Regions from separate parts of the Mus musculus genome. Here region 1 is linked to region 2. The links are chromatin loops, found by intact Hi-C in ENCODE. Cell type or tissue: heart. All regions are shown on one strand. Links, peaks and the distances in the headings refer to the core of each region. The heading gives the core; the rest is flanking DNA. Region 1 has its middle 220 kb from the start of Snhg14. Region 2 has its middle 140 kb from the start of Gm29729.

Region 1 (2,824 bases), core at 170-2,669, 130 kb after region 2:
TCTACTCAATTTTCACCACCATACGTCCTGATAAGAAAAGACAGTCCATATTTAAAATATATTTACGTATACTTAATTAGTAGCAGTATACTCATAGGTTCTTTTTTTAATCTATGCTTTCACTAGCCTGGATGATTTGATAAGTTCTGAGTAAGGAATGCTTTCCTTCTTCTTAATTAACTCTAATTGTAGAACTATTGGTTAAGAAGAGCATTAATACAACTACTGTACCCTCAGGTTTATTGCTGGTCATTGTGCTTCATAGGAATCACAAATGGAAAGGGTTGTCCCTTGCTTCCCTTTTTTCAAATCTCATATGGTGTTATCTGGTAACATAGATTTATTTCTCAGGGAGGTAGTTTTCATGTCAGTAAGTAGAGTATATCTTAGGACAAGGTTTCTCCCCAACCCACTCATTCCCCTATGTTGAGGTAGCAAGTTTTCACAGGACCATGTGCTTCTAATCCCTTTGTTGCCAGAAAAGGCCATCCTCTGCTACATAAAGAGCTGGAGCCATGGATTGTTTCATGTGTATTCTCAGGTTGATGGTTTAGTCCCTGGGAGCTCTGAGTGATCTGGATAGTTGATATTGTTATTCTTCCAATGAGGTTGCAAACTCCTTCAGCTTTTTTAATCTCTTCTCTACCTCTTCCATCTGAGTCCCAGTACTCAGATATATGATTGTCGCTGGGCATCTGCATCTGTATTTGTCAGGCTCTGGTAGAGCCTCTTCAGAGACAGCGATATCAGGAAGAAGTTAGAAAGCACTTCTTGGCATCAGCAATAATGTTTGGTTTTACTGTCTGTATATGGGATGGATCTCCAGGCCAGTGTTCTCTGGATAGCCTTTCCTTCAATCCCTGCTAAATACTTTAGAGAGGAGCAATTCTGGGTTAAACGTTGGAGATGAATAGGTGGCCCCATCCCTCAACCAGAAGACTTGCCCAACCTCTGGATCCAGTCACTACAGGTTCTCTATCCCTATTTTGGGTGTTGTGTCAGCTGACATTGTTGTCATATATCTAACAGTATTTTATTCTAAATAACCACTTAATTGCATTTTTATCTATGCATGCCCTGTTCCTATATAAACTAAAAATGATGCTAGCAAGTGTTCCCTAAGGACATGAACATTTTCGGTACCAAATGAATGAGCTAACACTTAATTTTCCATAAACTTGAACAATTACTTAAGAAATATGACCATGTTCATAACACTACACTACACATTTAAACATATGCTATACTGAATTTTCACAAATTTTGAAAACAGAATATGTGTGAAGTTTTCCATATTCACATTTGTTTTTCTGTTTTCAAAAAAGTACATTCAGGCCTTGAATGAGAAAACCAGGTGCAATGTCCTCTAATAGGTACAATGAACATATGACCTAGAGTAACTTCCTTTTTTCTCCTAGCAGTAACAGATATTATATTCTTCTATGGGGAAAGTTTAAGTATTAGAAATTCTGTCTTTCCTCTAGTCTCATTGAAACAATTACCCCCTACCTCCAAAATAATAAAAAAGTAGTGTTTTATCTATAATTTCATGTTATCTGGAGTTCTACAGTAATTGTATTCTGAATTTAACTACATGAAAAATTCCCTATGATCAAGTTATATATTATGTGCTGTAAAGAGTAGAATTTTGGCTTCATAAAGTATTACACACAAACACAAATGTATTTACCTGTATAGATTTAGAGAATGGCGTAATTGTGGGCAAATAGAAAATTAAGAATAGACATAAAGACAGGATATATAATACTCTAGGTTAAGGAATTGGACGAGGCAGAATTGTAAGTTTACTGTATATATTTTATGATAAAAATATTAAACTGTATCTTGCTGTAACATTAAATTGTAATAATTAATTATAGCACAAATTCTAATTACAATTCCAATAAAAAATCAATTCGTGTACCCAATGGCAAGAGCAATATTTTAACCTACTGCAACTTATTGGAACATGTTAAATCTATATAAAATACAATGTAATATCTGAGGGTCCTTGCATCTATCTGTGAAATACCAACTTACAGATAAACATGCACATATATATTCACAATAAAAAAGAAAAGTAGATATATCAATGGTACAGTTTTGGCAGAATAGTCCATTATACCTAGGATGGTGCCTTTTGTCTGATGTACATTTAATAGTTTGAAGCGCTACAATTATAGGACATATAAAATATGTCAATAGACTGGTATTGTTGTTAATAATACCTCATCACAATGATAAGTTTGAGCTAAAATACTAAAGTAGAGGCATAGAACAAAATTAATTCGATTAAGACTCTGTAGCCTTAAATATAGCTATTTTAGAATATTTTTTTCCTTCTCTGTTTCATCTTGAATGAAACATCAAAGATTGAGAAGGAAAAATGTCATAGCAAGCAATAAATTTGCAAATTTGTACAATTTTAAGCATATTTTCTGTGGTTAAAAACAATAAACAATTCATTGTGGAGAGGAAGCCTTTAGTGTCTTATTACTATAGCACTGTTCTCCTGATATGCACATAGTGGAATCATAATTTATGCTGAGAGCTTTTGGGTGTTAAAATTGGACTTCAATATAACCCATGTTGTCATTAAAACACAATGAAATTAGTTTATGAATTTTATATTAGTTGAACACTGTTTTCTTTATGTTATTTATTAAAGACCTCCTAAGGTTAATTGCAATTCCTACATAACATTCATGAAATGTAGTTCAGCAGTAATATCAGTATGAACCTTAATGCTTTCTTACTCTCTGTAAGTACATATACCTTAATTTATTTTTAATTACTGTATTATATGACAACTATATTTCAAAGC
Region 2 (2,824 bases), core at 221-2,720:
TGTCAGCTTCACACTACCGGACCAAATTTATAAGTTCAGGTACCTTGATGTCAATTGGGGTTGGGTGGAGAGTCGCCAGTATATTTGGGGGGGTAATCCCTGACTTTGTGACCTGTGCAGTCCAGTTTGTCATGTTGCATAACATCGTCAAAAAAAAAAAAAAAAAAAAAAAAAGCCTAGTAAGTATGGCATCCCTGTCTTCTAGAATATCTTTTTCCCAAAGTGTGTGGGGAACATCACAGGTCAGGTAGTCATTTTGGTGGCTTGGTAGCTTCCAAATTCTGTATTGAAGGGACCAGACCAGAATCTCCAATGGGGGAACCTTATTGCTTAATTTTATATATTTATAGTGACATCTGCACCTGTGTCAAGTAACCCTTTAATGGGTATACCATCTAAATGTAAAGTCATCCTCAGGGTGTATAGAAATAGCAAGTTTGAAAGGACTACTGACCAAGCAGGTCTCACTCTTACTGGCATGGCCTAGGGGTGAACTTTTTGAAGTTTAAATTGTCTTCCTGCTTTTGGGAGAGCTTTAGCCAGTGTAAATTTAAGCTTTGACAAGGGTCAGTTTGCTCTCATGTTCAATACCATACTAAGCATAGGAAGGGCAGTATTTTGTGATTGGGTTACCTCACTCAGGATGATATCCTCCAGATCCACCCATTTGCCTAAGTATCTCATAAATTTATTGTTTTTAATAGCTGAGTAGTACTCCATTGTGTAAATGTGCCACATTTTCTGTATCCCTTCCTCTGTTGAGGAAACATCTGGGTTCTTTCCAGCTTCTGGCTATTATAAATAAGGCTGTTGGAACATCTTCTGGGTATATGCCAAGGAGAGGTTTTGCTGGTCATCATTGGGAGGAGAGGCCCTTGGTCTTGCAACTATTATATGCCCCAGTACTGGGTAATACCAGGGCCAGGAAGCAGGAGTGGGTGGGTTGGGGAGCAGTGGGAGGAGTGTATAGGGCACTTTTGGGATAGCATCTGAAATGTAAATGAAAAAATATCTAATAATAATAAAAAGAACATCTTTTTAAGAAGATGGTATTAATAAGTTCTATGCCAAAAAAAAGAGAAATATTTTTTATCAAGCTTAATTGATTAATGCTTTGAAGCTCGCAATATTATCTGAAGAAACCAATCTGACCAAAAATTGTTATTCTTCAGGAATGGATGGTTGCAAATTAATGCATTTCTATTAAGTCCAAAACCAATGGAGTAGGCACAATCAATTCTAAATGACAAGGACTACTTTTAAGAGGTGGATGTTGGTCACTTTGCTGGATAAGGCAAATGGTAACTCCAGGTTTTAGAATATGATTTTTTCAAATACAATGGTCTATCATAGTGTAAGTGACTAATAACAAGGGGTCAAAAAGCCTCTTAATATTGTCCCACACTGTTCCCAAGATTACTACATCTAGAGATAGCATAGATACTCTGGTTATATTGAGGTTAGCTATGTTCTCCCTTAATAGCACAGATAGTTAAGGAATTTGTCTGACCAGGTGCCTTCAAGATATTGAGGCAACTGTTGTCAGGCTTCAGTGGTGTTATGTACCAGATTAAGGAATTAGGCAGATTGGTGAAACCTGGGGTATAAATAGAGTCCTATCCCAACCAAGGGCCAACCTTTCTGCTAGTATGTCAATCTGTTGTTGTAAAATGTGGGGGCCTTGTTAAAGATGTTAATTTAGTACCTCCTATCCCTGTAGTACCTCAGCTAACTTAGAGACAAAAGCATTAACAGTTTCAGCTCTAGTGGCTGTCCAGGTCAAGTCAAGAATAGCTATTGTTTCCCTGGCAATTCCTTCAGTGAATGCCACAGTGGTGGCAGCTGTAAAACCAAAATCCCCCTTTTTACTGAAATAGGGGTTGTACGTGAGTCTGCGCCATCTGCGCCAGTGAGTGTCAGCTTGTATGTTGGTGATATTTACCAAAGGCATCCAAATGCTATTCCCCATCAGAATAGCCATTTTTCAATACTGTTCAGGAGATAAACAGGAAACATTGTTCATTAAAACAGTTAAGGCTATCTCTGACAATGGAGGTAATGGTGGCTAGAAAGAAGAAGGGACATCAGACACAGACTGAAGTGGCTTTCCAGCCAACCTGGATGCCAATGGTCACATTCATGCAGTCACCCCAGTGCACACTTTCTCCAACAGGTTCATATGGAAATACACCACACTAAAGAGGCAGTCACCATTTAGAAGAGTAAGGGGGCATAAGTCAAGACAATTAGAAGGGCCACATAAATCCCTATTGATCATAATGTGGTCATAACAGCATATAATGTGATACCTATTAACACAGAAAATAATATTTGAAGCATCATGTGAGGTTAACTTTGACATGCCAAGTGTAAGGTTAGACAATTTTGGGTATTCCCTTGCTAATTTTATGCCTAGTGCAGTCTGGCAGTGCACTCAAGGGATAGTAAGCTCCAAAAAAGTGGTCATTTGAGGGGTTAGGACAGTGAGGCACAGGTGGATGTGATATCTTTCAGGATTTTTAATCAGTAAGGGAATGTGAAGTTCCATGCCTGACATGGGTTATATTACTGTGAACGTCCCACACATCCATATTGTGTAATTGGATACAAGGATCGATGGATGAGACATTGGTGGTAAATCAGAGAATTTCCTCAAAGGGCCAGGTGCCTTCTAATCACTGTGTAGTAGTGAAAAGTCCAAGAAAGGCAAACACATTGAAAGAGAATTAACAGGGTTAGTTAGAAAGTTAACAGACATAGGCAAATACTGGGTTATTGCGGGCGGGGGGTGCGGGGAGAGCAGGTCCACCAAAGCCCAGAGCTA

Evidence for each region. Peaks named below come from ENCODE experiments on the same cell type or tissue, not always from the same donor. Only the 100,000 strongest peaks of a DNase experiment are listed, where the experiment ranks them.
Region 1: a loop joins it to region 2, with 2.7 times the contacts of the local background. A loop is called at or near these places in 2 of 42 quality-filtered maps.

What each region holds. Positions count from the first base shown.
Region 1 is chr7:60,663,846-60,666,669 of GRCm38, reverse strand. No RefSeq gene overlaps it. Among named protein-coding and RNA genes, the nearest start is that of Snhg14, 220 kb to the right of the region's middle. In heart, for the core only: no CTCF peak of the experiment used is centred there; no DNase peak of the experiment used is centred there.
Region 2 is chr7:60,793,578-60,796,401 of GRCm38, reverse strand. No RefSeq gene overlaps it. Among named protein-coding and RNA genes, the nearest start is that of Gm29729, 140 kb to the left of the region's middle. In heart, for the core only: no CTCF peak of the experiment used is centred there; no DNase peak of the experiment used is centred there.